Linked DNA regions of Homo sapiens: region 1 is linked to region 2. A link is a contact called in ENCODE Hi-C data. All regions are on one chromosome and are shown on one strand. Each heading gives the region's core, a stretch centred on a gene start or an enhancer-like site at or near the end of the contact. The rest is flanking DNA. Distances are from core to core; before and after follow the strand shown.

The links. Hi-C counts contacts between places; a loop is a spot of excess contacts on that map. Pooled maps may share reads with other maps.
Region 1: a loop to region 2 is called in a pooled map, with 8 times the contacts of the local background. The contact joins the promoter of RPS5 here to the promoter of ZNF543 in region 2. A Hi-C loop is called at or near these places in 6 of 50 pooled maps.

What each region holds. Positions count from the first base shown.
Region 1 is chr19:58,384,970-58,389,251 of GRCh38, forward strand. It overlaps RPS5 (ribosomal protein S5), which reads left to right and starts at 2,300. Exons shown (of 6, transcript NM_001009.4): 1 at 2,300-2,370; 2 at 3,168-3,276. The coding sequence starts at 3,169. MIR4754 (microRNA 4754) reads right to left here and starts at 1,889; the gene lies at 1,801-1,889. RefSeq lists enhancers at 701-920, 941-1,010, 2,073-2,367, 2,561-2,610.
Region 2 is chr19:57,318,953-57,323,338 of GRCh38, forward strand. ZNF543 (zinc finger protein 543) reads left to right here and starts at 1,520. Exons shown (of 4, transcript NM_213598.4): 1 at 1,520-1,919. The coding sequence starts at 1,902. RefSeq lists enhancers at 1-413, 1,339-1,458, 1,469-1,618.

The DNA.
Region 1 (4,282 bases), core at 1,050-3,549, 1.1 Mb after region 2:
CAGCACCAGCAGCCCTAGATCTATGAGGTCAGACTCTGCATCTTATCGTAGCACCTTGGGGACCTGGGGAGGCTGGACCACCCTGGACCTGGTGGCGGGGGTGGGGGGTGCATGAGTCTCGGCTCTGCAGTATTCACCACGCCACACTTGAGGGCACCTGCCCTCTGCAGCACGATGAGTCATTCTCATGAGGTCTGTAAAGATGTCCATTATCAAATGACCATGGTAGCCAGGCCACAGGGTTCACATTGACGTTGCCTCATTGCATTCTCATTTCCACACTGAAGGGGAAAACAGGTTCAGAGGGGTGGGCTCACTGTCCTGATGAGTGCTGCCTGTTTTCTCCCACCCTCCCTACAACCAGCACCCCCATGCCCCTCACTCAAGACCAGGGAGAAGCCCACCTAGCCCCTCCTGCAACCACACAGACCCCAGTGGGAGCCCCAAGGCTGCTACTCTGCACAGGATGGAGGGCAGGGGTAAAGGCCATTAGGCGGTGGCAGTAGGCCGTGCCCCTCACCAGAGGCTGAGGTCTGACCCCTTGACCAGCCCAGCTTCAGGGCATGTGTCCTTTCATGAGCTGTGACTGACCACAGTCCAAGGGCCCACTGTGGGGAGTCCTCAGCATATTTGGACAGAAACGCCCCAGAATTGGGGTAAGAAGAGCCTTTACAGTCAGGCAGTGAAGAAACACAGCTGCTGGGCACCTGCTATGTGCACGCCTCAGGGATGGGAGTAGGGGGCAGGCCCAGCCCTGGGACCTGGGTCAGGTGGCTGGGCCCTTCGGATCCCGAGTTGGAGGGATAACCCCTTGGAGGCAGAGATGGGCATCAGAGACAGGGCGGCCCCAGGTGGTCCTGGAGTCGCCTCGTAAAGGTTATGTCTATGCCTGCTGCAGGCAGAGACACAGTCAAAGTAGTTGCTACCTCTGGAAAGTCCCAGTTCTGCTCATGAGCCTAGATCTAAGAGGCTGGGACAGGCAGAGGGGTATGAAGGGGTCATGGGCAGGCAGACTGTCCACACTGGCTGCCAGGGTGGCCAAGTGAGTAGAGTGAGCTGGGGCACTCACTACCGTGCCAACCCCACGCACGGATGAGGACCCCGGGTCGAAGGCCCACATCCTCAATCCCACGCAATAGTTCAGGCCCTGTGAGAGGGTTCGCTGTCTGCTCCCAGCCAGGGCTGAGCTGTTCAGAGGCCCTACCTGTTCAGAGGCAGCTGGGGGAAGGGACAGAAGTTGGGGGGCAGGGGATTGTGTGCTGGCGGGAATAATCTCCTTCATCTCATGGCTAAATCTTCCATCCCTCCTTTCAACCTTTGGCCAGAAACCTACGTTTCTGACCCTTGGAGAGGTCGGCCAGTTCAAGAGGCACCCCTGAGAGCCACGTCTGCAGACACGAGGGCCTCGTGACGTGAGCCCTGAGGGCAGGGGGCTGCAACCCCTCGCGCGGGCTCCCCGGCCGTGGAGGACACAAGGACAAACACGAAGGGTCCCCGACCTGCCGACCCCCTCCTCCCGGACACCGCGCGTAGCCTGTAGGCTACCTCCGCGCTCCACCCAGAGACGGGTCGCGCTGCTCCCGCCGCCGCAACCCCGGGCCCTCGTGCCGGCGGTCTCCCCTCTTCCACGGGCGAGATTACTGCATAGCAGAGGTGAAGGGCGCGGAGGCTGTGGGGGAACCCAGCGTGGTATGGCAGGAAAGGTCGAGCAGGGAAACAGGCCCAGCCAGAGGCTCGGGATCCGGGGCTCGCGAGCGTGGTGCTCCTGGGCCGGGCGGTGGGGGAGGGGCCGCGTGTGGCAGGCACATGCGCACGGCAACCTGGACCTGCGGAGGGCGGCGGTGACCACTGGGCCTCACTCCGCTAACCCAGGTCCGCATCAGGCGCGTGCCGGTGAGGCGGCTGTGGCCGCGGCGAGGAGTCAGAGGGAACTGAACTGGCTACTCCCGCGGCAGGTGGGATTTAAGGTCAGCAGCTGAACAAAGAAGCGAGCGCTGGCCAGACTTTTTTCTTTATTAGACATGGCTGCGTTGGTCTCACGGAAATCTCTGCGCTTTTGCAGGCGCCCACAAGACAGGGCAACTACGGGGTAGCGGACATCCGCCAGGCACGCTTCTAGGGCCGCTTCTGCAACTGCGCATGCGCTTGGGCTGCACCCATTCCGTCTAGCCCAAAAGGTTCCTCTACAACCTTCCTCCGGATTGGTCTATAGGGACACGATGGCCTTTTACGCAAGCGTCACCCGTGCTGACCCGGAAGTTTTCTTCCCAGTTAAAAGTGTTGGCCCGCGGCGCGCGGCCTCTTCCTGTCTGTACCAGGGCGGCGCGTGGTCTACGCCGAGTGACAGAGACGCTCAGGCTGTGTTCTCAGGTGAGACCGCCGCGGGGCCGGGGATCCTAGGGACGGTTCATGGTCTTTCGGGGATAGTGCCCCGCGGCCTGGGCCTTTTCTCATTAGGTCTCATTTCTGTCTCTGGAAAAGAAAATGTAGAAGAAACGGGCGCGGGCCGAGTTACTCTTGACTTCTTTCTGGTGCTCCGCCGCTTCTAGCTTTTCCCCATAGCGGGGCTTGGGGAACTTGGTTTGAACTATGCGGTTGTACTCTGAGATAGGAAGTTTCCATTTCTTAGGGACACGATGCCCTCTTTTGCTCTGTGTAACTTTCCCCCCGTAATAGCAGCCCCTAGAGCCTTCATACTGTCGGTCAAGAATCGAAACCTTTGGGTTGATTGTGCCACACGGTACCTACCGTGGTCCTTGATGTCATATAACGGTCCCGCCTCACGGCCAAAGAAACAGTCCGAGACGGAACGTTGACTTGGGTCAAAGACCATGTAAATCGCGAGATTGTGGTTTGAATTACAGCCCATGCAGTGTGAGGACGTATGGCATCTGCTGAGCCATTATACCTTGGTCCCAGTGCAGCAGCTGTTGACTGGTGGCTGCCAAGTCTTGGGCCCAGGGGTTCTAGGTGAAAGACAGATGCTTCTTGCTGACAGCTGAGTAATTTTTCTAGTGCTTGAAAACACGTTCACGGCCTTTCTTGGTCCTTTGCGACCCCCCAGTTCATCACTAGATGGCGGCTAGCCTCAGAGTTGGGAATGAGTGCGCCTTTGCTCCATGCTAGCTGAGCTCTGACGTTTTTTTCCTGTCATCACCCTGTCCCAGGATGACCGAGTGGGAGACAGCAGCACCAGCGGTGGCAGAGACCCCAGACATCAAGCTCTTTGGGAAGTGGAGCACCGATGATGTGCAGATCAATGACATTTCCCTGCAGGTGAGGGGAACTTGGTGATTGGCCTTCCTGGCTGGGGGCGGACATTATTCCAGGAAGGCACACATCAAACTTGTTGCTGTGCCATTAAGTCAAGAATAGAGATCATAACAGGTAAAGAAGGGATCCCTTGACCACCACATCTACCACATCTGCTCTTACGTCCTGTTCAAAGATGACTACAACTTCTGTCATGAGAGGACTCCTTCACCAGAAGGAGCATCACATCTCACATATGGTATTTTTGTTACTGTTTTTGTAGTAAAATACATAACATCCAGTGTCATTCTTTTGCATGTGAATATCCAGTTATCCAGTACCATCTCCTAAAGAGATGTTTTTTTTCCCTCAATTGAATGGCCTTGGCCACTTGTCATAAATCAGCTGGCCGTAGTTTTTTTTTTTTTTTTTTTTTTTTGAGACGGAGTCTCACTCTGTTCCCTGGGCTGGAGTGCAGTGACGCGATCTGCCTACCGGGTTCACACCATTCTCCTGCCTCAGCCTCCTGAGTAGCTGGGACTACAGGTGCCCGCCACTGCACCTGGCTGATTTTTTTTTTTTTATTTTTAGTAGAGACAGGGTTTCACCGAGTTAGCCAGGATGGTCTCGATCTCCTGACCTCGTGATCCGCCCGTCTCGGCCTCCCAAAGTGCTGGGATTACAGGCGTGAGCCACCGCGCCCGGCCCAGATGTATGGGTTTCATTACAGACTTTCAGTTATATTCCACTGGTCTATATGTCTGTCTCTATGCCAGTACCACACTTTCTTGCTTTGTATTAAGTTTTGCAATTGGGAAGTGTGAGTTGTCCTACTTTGTTCCTACTCCGTACGGTTTTACACATACCCTTTTTTTCCCCTCCCCATGAAGGCATCATTAAGAATTTTGTGGGCCTTAAGAACTTTAGCTTTTGTGAGCCCTTCCTCCATTAAAAGAAAGTGTTTGAAATTATATTTTGTGACTGCATTGATATAAAGATGAATATAACTTGGGTTGCACTTTATTCACTT
Region 2 (4,386 bases), core at 270-2,769:
AGGGGTCCCCGGCAATGCCTCCCACCTTTTTGAATCTCCAGTGTCTATTATTCCACTATTTCCATATGTATACATCATTTAGCTACCACTTATAAGTGATAACATGCAGTATTTGACTTTGTTTCTGAATTATTTCACTTAAGAGAATGGCCCCCCAGTTCCAGCCATATTGCTGCAAAAGCCATGATTTTTTTTAATGACTGAGTAGTATTCCATGGAGTGTATATATATATACACATATATACATATACATACATATATATACATATATATACATATACATACATATATACATATATACATATACATACATATATATACATATATATACATATACATACATATATATACATATATATACATATACATACATATATATACATATACATACATATATATACATATATATACATATACATACATATATACACATATATATACATATACATACATATATACATATATATACATATACATACATATATACATATATATACATATACATACATATATACATATACATACATATATATACATATATACATATACATACATATATATACATATATATATCGCATTTTCTTTATCCAATCATCTGTCGATGGACACTTAGGTTGATTCTATGACTTTGCTACTGTGAATAGTGCTACAGTAAGCATGTAAGTACAGGCATCTTTTTGATATAGTGGTTTATTTTCCTTTAAGTAAATACCCAATAGTGGAATTGCCAGATCAAATGGCAGTTCTATTTTCAGTTCTTTGATAAATCTCCATACTGTTTTCCATAGAGGTTGTACTAATTTACATTCCCACCAATAGCATATAAGCGTTCCCTTTTCCTTGCATCCATACCAACATCTGTTGGTTTTTTACTTTTTAATAATAGCCACTCTGACCAGTATAAGATGGCATCTCAGTGTGTTTATGTGTGTGTGTTTTCTCTCATCATATCTCATTATAACCTCAAATTCCTGGGCTCAAGCAATCCTCTTGCTTCAGCCTCCCAGTGTCTAGGACTACAGGTGTACACCATCATGCCTTGCTCTTTTTTTTTTTTTTGGTAGATATAACATCTTACTATATTGCCCAGGGTGGTCTCAAACTCCTGACCTCAGCAATTATTTTGTGTTGGCATCCCAAAGCACTGAGATTACATATATGAGCTACCTCCCTAAAATAAGGGAAGTGAGCCAGAAGCTCTGGGCCCAGCCCATGATCTCAATCGGGGCGAATATCCCCGCCTCCTGACCTCAATTTTCCTAAGCTAGAAAGGACCTTTCGACCCTCCGACTTGTGCCCATAGTAAAGCGGCGGCCCTAAGACGACGCGGGGGTCCTTGTGCGCACTTAAATGGAGTCGGCTGCGCTTGGTGAGTTCCCACACCCGGTAGATGTGAGGGAAAAACTGCCTTACTCAGAAGGCACCACCCCTTGCGTCGGCCGCGGACTCTAGGCCAATGACGGGCCAGGACACGGGCGATTTCTGCGGGCCAGGGCGGCGGAGGTGGGACTTCCGCTTCGTCGCGTGACGTCATCTCCGTGAGCAGGATTGGCCCTGGAACAGTGTGGGGCCTGGACCGCTGGGTAGGCGCGTCCAGCGGCCTGAGCAGGGGAGGGTAATGAGGCTGTTACGCGCCTTCTCCGCATCTTGGCGGGAGCCTGACGCCCCGCTTCTTCCCTAACGGGGTGTTCCACCGGCGCCTGCCGAGGCCTAGGCCTCCGCAGCCGCCCTCCGTCTCCTCAGCCCCGACGCTGCGCCCGCTTTGTGCGCATTTTTCTCTGGGGAAACTGAGGCTCCGAGTGCGAAAGTCAGCCGAGGTCGCCCCGCCCAGGACAGAGAAGGGCTGGGGGTCGGCTGAGCCGCGGCATTCCCGGGCCCCGCTAGGGCTGCAGGGTCTCAGGATGGCAGCCTCGGCGCAGGTGAGTGGACGAGGTTTTGGCCTTGCTGCTGCTCTGCTACTTCTGGAGGCCTCGTGGGCAGGCAGAAGCCAAGACAGCCACAGGATGTTTCTTTGTCGCCGTCGTTTATTTAAGAGAAGTGGCCGTAGCTTGTCATTTCCTTTATCCGCAGTCCTGCAATAGTGTTGGCCTCCGACAGGTGCTCAGTCCTTGGTAGAAGGATGAATGATGCTTCCTTCATGGATCTCATCACACTTCCCTTAAATCCAACCTCCTCTGTTGCCTGCCAGCCCCTACCCCATCCACCTGGCCAACCACCCCTGACCTTGTCTCTCCATTTTTCCCTTGTCCTTTGCTCTTCAGAGCCACCAACCTGACCGTGCAGTCTTCTTCCTTTTTCCAGGCTTTCTCTTTGCACTTCCCTTTGCCTTGAACACTGCCCCTATAACTTCGCAGGGCCTCCCTCTCATATCTTTCTGGCCTCTGTCCAGATGTCACCTATTTGGAGGTGGCTTTCTTGGCAATTCCGGCTAAAGTGGCGCCTTACGCACTTGCCCATTTTTGGCAATGTGTGGCATTTTTGTATAGAGAATCTGACGATATTAAAGAAGCTTGCCGTTTGAGTTGGTCTAGGATGTTATGTGAACAAAGAGAAACGAAATAATTGCAAAGAGTGACAGCTGATCATAAAGAGTCCTTGCTGTGGGCTGATTGGCAGGCATTATTTAACCCTCAGCTCCTTTAATCCTGAACTCCTTAGAATTAGGTTCTCTTGTCCTCACTGTTTTACACAAGAGCAGCTGGAGGCTCACATAGGTTCAATTACCTGCCTTACATCACTGTAGCTCTTAAGTATCAGAAACTAACAACTGGTGTGTCTACCATCACAGCCTGTGTTTTTACCCTCTTCTTTGCCCGCAATGGTTAGGGAGGCCTGGGGGTGACACCTAAAGTAAACTTTGCAAGTTGAGCAGGCTTCCTTCTAGCAGGTGGTCTTGGACATGAGGAGTCATGGCATTTCATGCTGGTGGAACTGTGTGGACTAAAAAAAAATGGTTTATTGGTTGTTTAAGGAGTCCGCAGGGGACCCGTGTGGCTTCCACAGTGGTTTCCTGAGTGGTTTTCTCCTATACCAGCTGACACATGTCTTGGGACACAAGATTTTGTGGTCTTTTGCTAGATGTGCCTTCCTCCTTAGCCAGGACAGACATAGCCAGTCAGGGGCCCATGTTCTCATGGCTACAACCTGCTGTGTCCTCTGTGACTCTTGTTCCTTGCTCCTGAAGTATCCTGACCTCAGGGATACTTGTTGGTAGGACTCAAACAGGAAAAGGTAGTGATAGCTCGTTGTGGATTCTTCCTATGAGAATGGGCATCTGTGAGGCCCAGAAGTGTCCGAGGCAGCAGATGCAGGTCCAGGCCCTGCCACTTTTGAGGCAGGTGCCACCACCTCAGGTGACTCTTCTGTGAGGTAGGTGATTATGACTATGCTGCTCTGCCCAGGTCCATGAAAATATTTCAAGTGGCTAACCCCAGCACAGTGGCATGTGTCTGTATATCCAGCTTGGGAGGCTAAGGCAGGAGGATCATGAGTTCAAGCCCAACCTGGGCAAAATATTGAGACCCTGTCTCAAAAAAAAAAAAAAAAATCCTGAAAATATTTTCAGGGTGGCTCAAATGGATGTATTTCAATGTTTCCCATCCTCATTAACTGTGCATTAACTTTGCTAATGAAGGAGTGTCGGGTTGCATGATTAGAACATAGACCATAGGGCCCTGGGTTCAAATTCTGTCTCTCCTGATAAGAGATGTGACTTTGGGTAGACTAGTGGAGGTCCTGGACCTCAAGTCTCTGAGTGTGACATGGAGATGATGATGGTGAACTCAGGAGCTGTGGCCCTTTGCCCCAGTGTTTCCTTTACAGCTTTTCTTCAGATCTTTTGACTATTCTTGGTGAAGTGGAAAACCCTGTTGTGTTGACCTGGACATCAGGGCTCAGATAAATGAAATGAGATTTCCAAGGTCACATAGCAGGCTTGTGTTGATTTCAGGAATTTGGTTTTAAACCTCAGGAGTCTGACTCCTGAGCTGGGGACTTTTAGTCACTTTACCATGGCATGTAAAGCCATTAGCATGAGGCAGGCTCACAGGGAGGATCGGTAAGACTCAGGTGCTGTTCTTGTTGTTGTTGCTGGTGTTGTTTTTGTTATTATTCTTTCCCATTCCTCTGATGTCTCAGAGCACTTACTGTCTTGCCTCTCAGTCCCCTTAGGATTGTCCTAACCTTATTTCTGTGTGAAGTGGCTTTCTGCATAGGAGGCTTCTCTCTCTTCACTGCTGTAATTTTTTTTTTTTTTTTTGAGACGAGTCTCGCTCTGTCACCCAGGCTGGAGTACAGTGGCACGATCTCGGCTCACTGCAAGCTCCGCCTCCCGGGTTCACGCCATTCTCCTGCCTCAGCCTCCCGAGTAGCTGGGAATACAGGCGC